Regions from separate parts of the Homo sapiens genome. Here region 1 is linked to region 2. A link is a contact called in ENCODE Hi-C data. All regions are on one chromosome and are shown on one strand. Each heading gives the region's core, a stretch centred on a gene start or an enhancer-like site at or near the end of the contact. The rest is flanking DNA. Distances are from core to core; before and after follow the strand shown. Region 1 overlaps THRB (thyroid hormone receptor beta). Region 2 overlaps THRB (thyroid hormone receptor beta).

Region 1 (6,865 bases), core at 379-2,878, 77 kb after region 2:
AAAATAACAAGAGTGGAATATATTCTCAACATCATCACAGCCCTGAAAAGTTGCTATTTTTACCTCACTTTACAGACAGGCAACCTCAAGCCCAGGGACATTGAGGTCTGCTGGAATTTGATTTTCTTTTCTTTTCTTTTCTTTTTTGAATCCAGATCTTCTGATCCCAAGTCTTTTTCTTTTCCTACTTCTACAAAATTGTTTCAACAGATGACCATATCCCAATTTAAAAGAAAATAAGGAGATAATTTACAGAAATATAGACAAATTAGGAAAGGATTGAATTATTCATTTCTCACAAAGGATTTACCCCCAGATTAAGTTATCAGCTCCTATAACTCCTCTAGAGGCCAAAACTTGTCCTCAGTATTTGAGAAAACTTTCTGTAAATATGAAGTAGCTTTGTAGATAGAGCCAAGCTTGGCGAGTGATCAAATTTATGTGTGCTTCAGTTGCAGTATATTGAAAAAAAAGGTTTTAAGTGTGTCTATAATGGAGAAAGGGACGTAAACAACTATAAACATGGACACAAATATTTGAAGCCACAATTTTAGGCACTAGACAACAGTCCACGGCTGTGATCCTTGAGAGGAGGAAGACACAGGAGATAAGCTTTATGTTTACCTTGGCTTTTTGCCTTGGGGCACTTTTCAAATTGCAACCTGGGGAAGTGGAACCCAGAGAGCAGCTGGGTGAAGAAAACTGAGACCTGATTTTTGGGTGGCAGATATGGTAGGAATTTGTGGAGCAAAGTATTAGAGAGGAAGCTGCACAAGAAAAGAACTCTAGAAACATGTATAGGGGGTTTCTTGAGCCTTTAGACAAATATTAAGAAAATCATATGTGAGACCTACCCCAAACAGCTATTCTGTGAGCAGAAAAGGGTGTTTGAGGGCTACAAAAGGTCAGATGTTGGAGTTCCAACCAGCCAAGGAAAAGAGACGTTGCTGAACACTCTCAAGATTCAGCTGAGACTCCAAAAAAAGGCAATGCCTTAGAAGGACTACTCTAATCCTAAAATAAAGATCACTCTAGATTTGCCCTAAGAGAATCTAAAACCAGGCCTCCACTATTTCCAGCTGATCTGCCAGAAAATTAAATGCCTGCCAGAACAAAACTCATTACTCTTTAAAGGAAGACAATGACATCTAAAGTTTTAACATTGTTACACTACAGTGTCCACCATAAAATAAAAAATTACTACATATGTGATCTGGCTGACATCTAAAGTGAATAGCTGCTGTTTCTGCCTGCCCAAAATATCTGTCTCATACTTTTTTTTCTTTTTGAGACAGGGTCTCACTCTGTCACTTAGGCTACAGTGCAGTGGCATGATGGCGGCTCACTGTAGCTTTGGCCTCCTAGACTCAAGCAATCCTCTCCCCTCAGCCTCCCAGGTAGCTGGGACCATAGGTGTACACCACCACACTTTGCTAATTTATTTTTTATTTTAATTTTTGTAGAGATGGGTCTTACTTTGTTGCCCAGGCTGGTTTTGATCTCCTGGGCTCAAGTGATCCTCCTGCCTCGGCCTCCCTGTCTCCTACTTTTAAGAACACAAATTCATAGCAAGAGAATCTTTCTGTCCCCCAGGGAGCACATTCCATTTGGTTCAGCCAGGGCCCATTCTTACTAGTGGCCAAGTGACCAAAGGAAATAGGATGTCCTATTTCTTGGACACAGGGAGGGGCACATGACCCAAGTTGGGCCAGTGACTGTCCTCTTTGGCATAGGTCTATAAAAATGTTGTCATTCAAGCTAAGTGATGTAAGGGTGAGGGGCTGATGGCATTATGTGTGCTACAGGAAGTGAGTCTGTTCTAGGGATGGGGAAATAGAGATGTGGCTGTGGTGATTTCATTTGTGCCCTTGGATTTAGCTCTGTCAAAAGGATTTTGCAAACCTGATATGGTGAAATTCAGAAGTGTTTTAGTTCTGGATTATTAACAACAATAGTTCTGATAGAGCCTTAGATGCTCAAGTTAGCACACATGCTACACTGTGACCCACAATGTAACTTTCTAGTGAGAGAGTCAACATTTGATAGCTGAAAATTGATAGTCCTGGCTCCTTGTTAAAAAGCTGTGTCTTGGGCCAATCTCTTACCTTCCCTCCTCCTCCCTGTACACTGAGAAGAGAGACCTTCTAGGGCTCTTTCTAGTGGCAAAATTCCATGAGTCTATGAAATAAGGGACTTTCCACAGTCAGCTAGATAACAGGTTTAATGGTAATTTACAAAAGTGACTTATTCAAGGCAACAAAGAAAAGGTGTAAAATGAGAGATACAGGAATCCAGTGGCAAAGCTTAAAGAAAAAGCTCATATAGCCTCTCAATGTCCCAATTTGCTGATTCTTTGACCAATTTTTCTCCTTTTGTTTGCAAGGTTGAATTAGACCAATTTTATCCTCCAGTAATTTGGGCTCCTGAGAAATTCACTGTGAGTGAGGCAGAAACTGAATCAGGCAGGGGCATTATTGTTTTCTCTCAGCCCAGCTGTCTCTTAAAGGTTTAGAAAAAAAATCACACTTTTCCAGTTCCCACTTTCTAATGTGTAAAATTACTCATGATTATTTAAGATTGATATGACAAATAAAAATAAGAAAAGATTGTTTGTGCAGGTATTTGGATAAATGTAGTAAAATTATATTTGCTCATCATCTCTGCACTTGTTAGGATCACCAGAAACGCTAATAAATCTAATCCTTTAAATCTAATGGTATTTACTGATTTGTCTTAATGAAAACATGCTCAGTGGGATATTCCTACTGTATTTGCAAAGAGACTATGTTACCTATCTCTTAGCCTTGTGATCACGGTGATCATGGAAAGGCTAGTTCTTAGAAGTGAGAAATGGAAATATGAATAAAGATAAATCCTAGTGACCTATAAAAACACTGTTATCTGTTTCCTGCCATGACGGTGCTCAAGGTTGGGTGTATATAGGCCATTGAGCCTTTCCTCTTTAGAAGGGGAGCAGTTGAGAAAGGCTTCAGGGAGACACATGGGAGATGCCACAGACAGGAAATATATGAACTGAGAATTTCCAACTAAAAAGCTCATTAATAAACATGTATGAATTATTTTCTATTCATAAATACTATTCTAGGAAACTAACTTTATTAATAAAAATTTTACTCTATCAATTTTATTCTCATGTATCTTTTGATAAAGAATATTAGGGAGAAATCTAGAAATATATATAAGCATAAAGAAAACAAAATATTCCAAAATCCAGCAACTCAAATATAACTGTCTTAACAATTAGGTACATACTTTTCCAGTTTTTAAAAAAATGCCAGCACCATTTGAAAGCATTTTATAATCATCATCTCATTTAACCCTTATAGCAACTCAATGAGGAAGTTATTCATATTTTTCCCACTTTATTAGATGAGAGTCGCACAGCCCTGCCTAATTTCAAAGACTGTGCATTTAAGCACTAAACCGCCTTCGATGCATATATGTAAATATATAAATTCTATGTACATATACATATTCATAGATGCATTTATGTGCTCATTTCTACATTCCTATAAGCACAAATTTGTATAACTGTACCCTAAATGTTATAACTATATATAGTAATTTATAATTTATATTTCTCACAACATATCAAGCAAAGGTTTCCAATTAGGTCACAGGAAGCCACAGACTGAGAGATAGGAAAGGTCAACTGCTATTTGTTAGCTGTTGAGCTCCCATAAGGGAGAGTCAAGGGTACAAAATCTTGAGACGAACATTGTCTGACATGGAAAAGGACCCATGTCTCAAGCCAAGAGAAACTCCTAAGTCTGCTCAAAGTAGAAAAGTTTTTGAGCTATAATAGAATGTGTTTGGGTGTTTGTTTATTATTCGTGTTGTCTGAGCCACTTTCCCCCTTTTAGGAGTGGAAGGGACTATAAGGGAAGTCCCTATTCAGCATGAGGATTCTGTAACAAGTCCCTAAAATTGAGAAAGGTGACTCGGCAAGTAGATTTGAGATCCCTACTCAGCCCCATAGAGCTGAGCATAGTCAATGAATGTTTTATAAAAGTGATGCGTGACACCTAAGCTTCATCTACAACTCTACAAGTGACAAATCAACTTAGATCCTCACTACTACAACTCAACAGTTCACAGCAAACTAATTCTTGTTCTCTTTAAACCCTGTTACTTCCAGGTTCCCCCCTTATCCCCTTTCAAAAATCATTGTTACCACCACTATTGCAATCTATCTGGCAGAAAAATTGGGACCTACCTCTTACTCTCCCTTCTTCATTCCTCCCTCCTCTCCTCATGTAGTAACTTTACACATTCTTCCTTTTTGGTATTCTGGCATTGGTTCCTTCCTTTATATGCCCATTGCCTTGGCCCTGGTCAATGTTCTTATGATGTTCTTATAAATATTGTCATCATTTTACTATGAGCAGCATTAAGAAGGAAATAGGCCACTATTAATAATTGTTCTGGAACAACAGGTTTAAACTTGATTGTCCTGGCACACTAGATGTATGTTTACCTACTTATGCAACCCCATCATCCTCTTTCTCCCTCTCTTCATTTTTCCTGCATACTACTGCCACATCCTTAAACATAAAGTGTAAGCTTCCTGCTAAGGTTTTTGTTAAAATCAAATCCAGGCTTTATACTGCATTCAGAATAACTTCCAGATTTCTCAGTCAGGCCTTTATAATTTGGTGCCTCCTTAACCCTCTCAGTTTTTCTTCTGTGACTCTTTTCCATGACCCTGCCATTTCAATTAATTGTGATACTCAGCGTTCCTTAAACATACCAGGTATACTCCATTTACTACTTCTTTGATTGTACCCTTCCCCCTCCTCTCCACCAGAGAATTCCTATCCCTTTCAAGTCCATTCACTTTTCACAACAGCCCTAAATGCTTAACCATACTGCCCTATGAACACATATTCTACTATTTTAGTGCTCAGAATATATCATTCTATTCTTTACTTTTGTCTCTGTGTATCTCATCTAGACAAATAAGAATAAGAACCACTTATACCTAGAAAGAACTGTACAGTACACAAAGCACTTTCTAATACATTATCTGACTTGATCCTGAAAAACAGAAGGTAGCAATTACTTCTTCCAGTTTTACAGATAAGAAGACTGAATCCAAAAGGCTAAAAGATATTGCCAAGGTCACACGGTCAAAATTTCCTTTGCTGGCTGGGCACGGTGGCTCACGCCTGTAATCCCAACACTTTGGAAAGCCGAGGCAGGTGGATCATGAGGTCAAGAGATCGAGACCATCCTGGACAACATGGTGAAACCCCGTTTCTACTAAAAATACAAAAATTAGCTGGGTGTGGTGGTATGCACCTGTAGTCCCAGCTACTGTGGAGGCTGAGGCAGGAGAATTGCTTGAACTTGGGAGGCGGAGGTTGCAGTGGGCCGAGATCACGTCACTGCATTCCAGCCTGGTGACAGAGTGAGACTCTGCCTCAAAAAAAAAAAAAAAAAAATTACCATTTCTAAATTTAGTAAAATGAATAAAAATGTCAAACATTAGACAAAATATACCAACAACATTCAAACAAAGGAAGAGATACACTCTGGTAAAACCATATTTGAAAGATTGTGGCCAAGGAACGGGAGATATGACAATACAAAGACCCAAAGACCAACACTAACTTCTAGCTCCAAAGCAGTTCCAGGAGAGAAAAGCACTTCTAGGAGAGTTGAACAAATTTGGGGACAATCTTCCAAATGCCCTGCAATCCAGAGGGCAGGACTCTGAGGGGTCAGTAGGCAGTTAGAGAATAAGCTTTTTGGAGTAGAAGTCCTGGCTCACTACCACCACATTGACCCACCTAAGGTGAGAATAACTCCTTGGAAGGTGAAGCTATACCAGGAGAAGTAAGTTACATAGAACTTACTGTCTTTATCAAAAGCAAATGTTTCAAAACTCTCTCCAACTTATAGAATAATTTGAATCCAAGAGTTTCCACTGGTAAGACTGAAATATGACCTTGTCTTTAAAAAACATAGATCCCGGTATAAAATGTTAAATAAAATTGCAGAACAAAGAATAGAACCCAAATTAACCAACTATAACTAGCCATAATCTCAGTTGAGTCCTCTTCCCTACTCTCAAGCAAAAGAAAAGTCCTGGTGCTACCCAACCCACGAAGTTCAGTTCTCAGAGAAAACAAAAAGGTCTCGGGGAAGAAGCTATAAAAGTCAAGTATGATTTACAGATACAATCTTTAGAAAAATAGATGGTCTAGCTAACACTTTCCACATTAAATATGAGAAAGAAAAAAATAAATGACATAGCAACTATGTAAAGATTTTTCAAAGCATATAGGAAAGAGGAAAGAATACAAGGAAAGGAGAAAAGTATCAAGCAAATACTGATAAAAAAATACCTTCTAGAAAAAAAAACCAGTGGAGAAACAGAAAAATATCCACTTTGAATCATAAAAGACATTACAAAGAATGAATGTGATGAAAGAATAAAGCCAAAGATAAGATGAACAGATAATAGAATGACTAGAAAAGAGTGAGTTTGGACCTTCAGATACAAAATTAAGACCAAAACACCACTTTTGGAGAACTGATAAATTCTAAATACAAAGCGTCATTAGGAAAAAAAATAAAATAAAGTTGGTAAATTTTGTTAAATGCCTTTTTGGTATCTAATGCATCTATGCAGGTGACTGTATATTTTTTCTTCTTTTGCTAGTCAAAGGATTAATATTCTTAATAAATAAATATTTTACAAATAAGGAAAAATATCATTAAACGAATGGATAAAGATTATGAACAAGACTGGTAAACATTAACAACTATGTTAAAGTTATCGATGGAATAGGAAACCAAGCAATCTCAAATTTGGTTAAAAGGATTATAGCACATTTGT
Region 2 (7,668 bases), core at 2,439-4,938:
AATTCTTTTGCAAACACCGTCTACTGCAATTACGTGGTGTGACCCCTACTATGTGCCAAGGCACAGGACTGAGTTCAGAGGCTGAGAATATGAGTAAGTTTCCCTCCAGTAATAAAAGCCTAGGTCTAACAGAAGAGCCTGACCAGAAGATAAATATTTATAACACACTGTGACACATCCTATGACCAGTACAGGAACAAAAGTGCTGTAAGAGTACAGAGAACAGAGCAAGCCCTGTCCTCCTTTCTGGTGAGCCGGGAGAGCATAAAGGAGGTATCCTGTGGAGGGTGATCAGGAGTTAACTCCAGCACCAAGGAGGGGGAGGATGTTCCTGGCAGAGGAGCATGGCTCCTTAAGGGATGTCAGTTAAATAGGGCTATCCACACACTTTAGGTTTGAGTTTCAGGGAACTCAGCAAGAACTGAGTACTGATTTTGTGACTTCCTGCCGAAGAGCCCTTTAGCAAGGTGATTTCTCAAATAGGTAAAATGATTCAAACTTTGGGTTCTGAATCTTTGTTGATTTCAAGGAGCAACTTTCACTTCCTTCATAAACAATGAGTGGCCCTAGTACTTCTAACCCCATTTAACTCTACCCGTATAGTATGAGAAATCACAAGGCATATCTGAGGGAAGACATCTTTTGAAGGCACTGAATGCCAGGTAGTATCCATGGGTTAGAAAGGAGACAATGAATTAATAAGAAGTGTAAGTGATGAGTGAGTAATAGGAAGCATAAATTTTTCCATCAAAACAACCATTTCTTATCACCACACAGACTGAATCTTGGAATACATACCTTACTTCCAACAGTCTACTGCTAACCTCTTTGAATAACAGGCTTTCAGTCTTCAAGACGTTTGTTTTTCTGCATTTCCTCTTCCTACAGTGAAGTCACTGGGGGCAGATGAAATATAAAATGCTGGAGTTTGCCTCTCTGGCGAGCTGCAGAAAGGAATTTCTGCATTATTGTGATCATCTATTTCATTGTAGCACTTAGTTGCTTTTACAAAGCAGTTCTCCTGTCCTTGCCCCTGCCATTTAGAAATTTACAGGCTAAAAAGATGGTGATGACCCAGACGAGTTATGAAGGCCCTATAAACAAATGCATACTCATTACAGAAACATATAGTAAGCACTTGCCTTACGTGGCATCCACAGGCCAGGGAAATGGTGGGATGCTGGCGGCTTCGTCTTGAGGCAGTTAAATGATGTGAGGTTCCCTCACTGTTCTCGCCTGCTGTTAAGTAGCTACAACAGACTTCCAAACTCCTTCCCTCTGTTTTAGAGAGCTGTTCCACACTTGATGCTGCACATTATAATCACCTGGGAGCTTTAAAAAACCTGGATGCTCGGGTCACACATCCCAGACCAATTAAATCAGAAGCTGTGGGTTTGGACCCAGCCCATAATGCATTTTAAATGCCTCAGGTGATTCCAACTTGTAGCACGTGTAAGGGCCCGTGCTTTAGACTTCAGAGCAGTGGCTCCTAACTTTTGAATTTAAAAAATACATATTTCTAGGCCCCACCCCAGATCTACTCAATCACCATCTCTGGGGGGCAGATTTTCATGTTACTTTCTAATAAACTCTTAGGTCAGTTTGATTCCAGCCCTTAGTTGAAAACCTTGTTCTAAAGCATCGAATTTCTATTTCTTCTTTAATGTTGTGCATATGAAATGTGAGAAAATGAAAATAGGTCCGTTAAAGACTACATAGAGGATATTTATTTATTTATTTTGGTTTCAACTTTTTATTAAAGTGTCACATACTTAAAAATAGACACATGCAGAGATTGAAAGTGAGTGCCTTGAGAAAGGATCACAAATTGTGTCACTGGCACCCAGATCAAAAATCTGAAGCTTACCAGTCCCCTACAATCCCTCCCTTCTAGGTACTATCCACGCCCCATGGGAACCACAAACCTGATTCTAACATTTCTCCCACCTGAAGTTTTATTTGTTCCAATTCGGTACAATTGCAGTAAAGTTGACTTAATTTCATGCAAATAATTATTCAGATATAATTAAGAGGCCAATAGTATTTTGAGGACAAATGGCCTAACACATCTTGTATTGCATTTGTTTATGATTATTTTAAACAAGGAAGAAGAAAACGAGGCCAGGAAGAAATACCGTCTCTGATTTTCATAGATTGTTAGTTACTGGGTACAATTTTCAAATACTTTTTACCCTAAGCCTTGTAACAACTCTGTACAGATAAGAATTATCGTCATCTCTACTTAACAGATGGAAAAATAGAGCCTTAGGGAGGAAGTGAATTGCCAAGATTTGGCCTCATGTTCCTCTTACATGGAAGGCCTTTCCCTCCATTGCTGCATGCACACCGTCTCTCACCTTTGTAACCTCCTGTAAGAAATCAGCATGAAAAAGGGTCTCTAGACATGATTATGGATTGTGACTCATTTGATTGTTTTTTAAAAATTCATTCCAAAATACTTTATGAACTATAGTTCTCAAATCACATAGATAAGTTTTTTAAGTTAATATTTTTTTTTCTGCTTAGAAAAGTAATTCAGGCCGGGCGCGGTGGCTCATGCCTGTAATCCCAGCACTTTGGGAGGCCCAGGCGGGCGGATCACGAGGTCAGGAGATCGAGACCATCCTGGCTAACACAGTGAAACCCCGTCTCTACTAAAAATACAAAAAAATTAGCTGGGCGTGGTGGCGGGCGCCTGTAGTCCCAGCTACTCGGGAGGCTGAGGCAGGAGAATGGCGTGAACCCGGGAGGCTGATCTTGCAGTGAGCCGAGATAGTGCCACTGCACTCCAGCCTGGGCGACCGAGTGAGACTCAGTCTCATAAAAAAAAAAAAAAAAAAAAAAAAGAAAAGTAATTCAGGTTCACTGTAGAATAAAATAAAAATGTAGAGGAAACTAAGAATCATGCATTATAACTAAGAGTTCTTTAAAAATAAGAAAGACCTTAAAGAGCCTGGGCTGTGTAGTTCTCCAGCCTTGCCTGGGGGAAGGAGAATGAGTAACTTGATCTTTGGATGCTTTTCAAGAAATTTAATGTGAATAACTTATTTGTAAGTGTCCTGTAGTTGGTACAGACCCGATGCTGTATCCTATACAATATGCAAAAAATTTGAAAAGATCAAGAACTCTATCTGATCTCTGTTTTTCACAGATTACCAAGTGTAACTGCATTTCCCCCACAATTTTTTAAAACAGTTTCTGTGGTCATAAAAACTTTCTTTTTTTTTCCTATTTGTTAACAGAATTGGCTGAAATTGTGGTATTTAGAAATTTATCATCAGTACATCTGAATTCTTAACAGAAATTCCAGGAAGCCTTGAGGCTTCTGGGGAAGTATGCTTTTTTATTTATTTATTTATTTATTTTTTTTTTTTTAGCAAACATACCAGAGTTTATACCTTTAAATGCATGTGGTTTTCTCTGGAGGAGGAAGCAGTGTACTTTTTCAGTGTGTTCCTATTGCTGAAAATACTCCAGGGGAATTACAGGAAAGAGGAGCAGGACAGCTTTGAGTTGCACATCCCAACACTGACTCTCAATTCCTAGACTAAATGGCATAAAATTTTTCTCACTTACTCAGCAATGACTCTTCAAAAGCCACCGATTACATCTCTAGATCTGTCCAGCCAACACAAAACAATATTTTCCCTATGCCTGAGGGAGGGCAGAACACTTTGCTACTCCTGGAATTTAGCATATACTCACAGGCAGTGCCACCTCCTCACCTGAGGCTGAGCAACCAGAGACCCAGGGTGGCTGGTTACACGTGACTTTGCTCAGTTACACCAGGAATTAAGGACAAAGTTGATACACTATTCCAGGTGTTGCGACTCAAAAGAAAGGAATTTTTTTCACTTAAACCCTCAAACATGGATTCTTGCATGATCTACCAACCACTCTGGCCATGATAAAACCTAATACTCATCCATCCATGTAGTTCTCGAATCTCTATGCATACAGTATATAATATCCATGATACACGTGCACCACATTTATTTCCCAACTATTCCCCAATTTCTGGGCATTCGCTTGGTTTCCAGATTCTTCTTTCCCTCCCTACAACAATGATGCAATAAAATTCCTGTACACAGAATCTTGCATATCAATGCTTTTATTTTTATGGGCTAGCTTCCAAAAGCTGGGTCATATATGATATCTCCCTGTGTTTTTTATTAATAGAGTTTGCCAGATTGCTTTTCAAAAGTTCAAAGACCACAGGAATGTATTAGACTCCCCCCATCTCTTCATCTAACTGCAGTGGTGGATATTATCGCTCCTTTGAAATATTTGCTAATTATTTTTTAAATCTGTAATACATATATTTGGTAGATTTGTATTTGGAATATATTACAAGCTTGTATATGTCAATGAAAAAAGTTAAAATTTTACTAATTTGATGGGAGGGGTATCTCATTGTAGTGACTGAATGGTGGACCCCCAAAACATATGTCCATGTGGTAATCCCCCAAAACTATGAATATGACCTAATTTGGAAAGGGAGTCTTTGCAGATATAATTAAGGATCTCTACATGAAATTATCCTGGCTTATCTGGCTGGCCCTAAATTGAATGACAAGTGTCCTTATAAGAGACACACAGAGGGGAGACACAGGGAGAAGCGGTGAGGGCCAGGTAAAGATGGAGGCAGAGACTGGAATTACACATTCATAAATCAAGGAACACCAGGAGCCACCAGACTCTGGAAGAGATAGGGAGGGATTCACTCCTAGAGCCTTCAGAGGGAGTGTGGCCCTGTCAACACCTTGATTTCAAACTTCTTCTCCCCAGAACTGTGAGCATATATTCCTGTTGTTTTAAACCACCAAGCTCATGTAATTTGTTACTGCAGCCCTAGGAAACTAAATATACTCATTGTTACCATAAACTTTTGTGTTTGTCTGAAAACTTCTGAGGTTGAGCGTATTTTCATGTGGTTTTAATGATCATTTGAATGTGCTTTTCTGTGAGTTAACTACTTATATCTTTTCCCCATTTTCCCTACTGATTCTTATGAATGCTGTGGCAAAGCAGACATTAACACTTTGCCACATGTTGTAAGACACCTATCTAGCCTGTATTTTTTAGTTTGTTTATGATATGTTTGGTCATGCAATTAAAAAATTACATGGTACAGTATGCTTATCTTTTTATCTATCCCTTATTAATTAGCTCTGTATTGATTATAAACATTTCCCTGACACTTGGGGTATAAAATTATTCTCCCAAATTTTCTCTAAAATGTTTGTGGTAGGCACAAAGATGGTTCCCCAAAAAGTCCATGACTTTATTGCCGAATCCTGTAAAAATGCTATCTTACATGGCAAAAGGGACTTTGCAGATGTGATTAAGGGTACAGATTTTGAGATGGGGATATTATTCTGGATTATCCAGGTAGGCCCAATCTAGTCACCTGAATCCTTGAGCGGCAGATGTCACTATGGAAGAAGGGTTGGAGAGATGCAACATTGTTGACTTTGAAGATGGAGGAAGGAAGCCAAGGAGTATGGCTGACCTCTGAGAATGGCAAGAAAGTTGATTCTCCCTCAGAGGCTCCAGGCTGAAACCTAAGCCCTTGTGAAGCCTGTATCAGACTTCTTCCCTACAGACTGCAAGGCCCTAACTTGGTGTTGGCTAAGCCGCTAGGTTGGTGATAATTTGTTATGGCAGCAATAGCAAATCAATACATGTTTGCTGCTTAATTTAAATTAATGTGTACCATTATCCACCTATCATTTACTTTTGAATGTATTAGCAAGTAGGGCAACAACCGTTCTAGATGTACCCTCCATTCTGTTGTACTGATCAATTTGTTTACTCCTTTGCCAATATCCAGTTGTTTTGATATAGTCACTTCTACACATTCAAGTACCTGGTAAAAGACAAGTTAGCCTCTGTTCTTGTTTTGTTTTTTAAATAGTTTCCCTGGGTTTTTATAGATTTTGTTTTATGTCCTCTAAATAATCATTTCTTGTTGTATCTTATTAAGTCTTTTAAAATTTATGTTGTTATGGTGAAAATTCCATCTCCATTTGTAATTGATAATTCTTGTAAATAAAGTATACCACATACAACCGTGTCTCAAGGCCTTTGAACTTGCTGTTCACTCTTCCTGAACTGGAATGTGCTTGTCACAGTTGTCTGCACAGCAGAATTTGTCACAAACCTCAAGTTTCTGCTCAAATGCCAACTTATTGTAAGTGAAGCCCTCCCTAATCACCTCATAGAAAACAACACACCACTGCCTGCCATCCAGTCCATCGGCTAAGCATTTACTATACTTCTTCTCTGGCTTTGTATTTTTCCCCATAGCACTTGCCACCATCTGGCTTACCTACTCATTTATTTTCCATTACCCCCAACTAATATATAAGCCCTATGCAGAAAATGATTTTTTTCTTTTGTTCACGACTGTACTAGGGACCAGATGAATGCTTATTATTCAGTGAGTGTTTAATAAATATTTGTTGAACGAATGGCTATAAAGAAGACTTACTGATTTTTCTACATTTATTTTTTAGTCCAACAGCCTTGTCAAATATTCTTACTGATTGTTGCACTCCAGTTTTTTACTGGAGTCCTTCCACTCTTACAGGTATACAATCACATCATCAACAAAAAAGGTAATATTTCTCATTTGGTTGTATTCATTATGCCAGTTACATCTTGGCCAACTAAAATCACAGGGACCCCTGAAACAAAGATGAATAATGTTGATGGAAGCAGAGATCCTTATTTGTTTTTCACTTGATAAAACAAATACAAAGAAAAAACAAATACAGAGACTCCTCCCTGTGTCTAGGCCCTGTGCCATGAATCTTTGCTGTGAATCTTTGCAGTGCCCTCATATTTTGAGTCTAGGCTTAGTGAGGTGAGTGTTTGGGCCAAAGGGTGGTCAGCAAACATGATGCCTGAAAAGTGCTTCTCACACTAGACTTGCTCTTGCTTCTCGGCCGCTACCTGGGCTAGCCTGCTGCAGGAAGAGAATATGTTGTGGAGTTTTTCCAATGTTCTAGTAGAGGCCATCCTCAATCAGCCCACAGCTAGCCAGCCCCAGACACCAGACACGTGAGCATGCCCGATTATCATCGCAGAGCTGCTGAGATGATCTATAGCTGACCACAGACGTGCAAGCAGGCCCAGCTGAGATCCCCTGATTCCCACTGTGAGCTACACATGTTAATTATCACTTGTCACTGAAGTTTGATAGTTATGCAACATTACTGGGACAAGAGATAATTGATACATTCTCTTACGTCTAATTTTACTACAAGGAGCCTGAGAGTTTTGCCATTAGAATTCTGTTACTTGTTAGTTTTTGGTGGATAGTCTTTATCATGTTTAAGTGAAACAGAAGGATACACCGACTAAGTTTTTTAAAAATGGCTGCTGAATTTTACAGATGCATTTCCTACATGTACTTTTATAATCTTTTTCCTCCTTTAATTTATTGATTGGACAAATATTTCGATAGATTTCCTAATTTTTAACGATGTTTAATTCCAGGAATAAATTTTTCTTGATCATAGAGTATTCTTTCTTTTGAGATGGCTTTGGAATGTACTTGGTAATATTTTATTCCAAAGTTTGCCCTTATGTGTATATGTGAAATTAGCTCATATTTTTTTTTAGTCTGTATTTTCTTGGTCAGATTTTAGAATAAAGATTATA

Evidence for each region. A loop is a pair of places that touch in the nucleus more often than their neighbours do. Pooled maps may share reads with other maps.
Region 1: a map of gastrocnemius medialis shows a loop between it and region 2 (2.6-fold over the local background). The contact joins two enhancer-like sites. A Hi-C loop is called at or near these places in 5 of 168 maps with a recorded cell type or tissue (PC-9, gastrocnemius medialis, prostate gland and 2 more) and 1 of 50 pooled maps.

Annotation. Positions count from the first base shown.
Region 1 is chr3:24,375,668-24,382,532 of GRCh38, forward strand. The region is part of intron 1 of THRB (thyroid hormone receptor beta); the gene reads right to left. Among named protein-coding and RNA genes, the nearest start is that of THRB-AS1, 110 kb to the right of the region's middle. Within about 2 kb of position 1,629, at least 6 of the 41 ENCODE cell types and tissues checked have a DNase peak (open chromatin) inside an H3K27ac peak, as active enhancers do; they include gastrocnemius medialis, where a contact is called at or near this core.
Region 2 is chr3:24,296,428-24,304,095 of GRCh38, forward strand. It overlaps THRB (thyroid hormone receptor beta), which reads right to left. Exons shown (of 11, transcript NM_001354712.2): 3 at 799-944. Among named protein-coding and RNA genes, the nearest start is that of THRB-AS2, 150 kb to the left of the region's middle. Within about 2 kb of position 3,689, at least 6 of the 41 ENCODE cell types and tissues checked have a DNase peak (open chromatin) inside an H3K27ac peak, as active enhancers do; they include gastrocnemius medialis, where a contact is called at or near this core.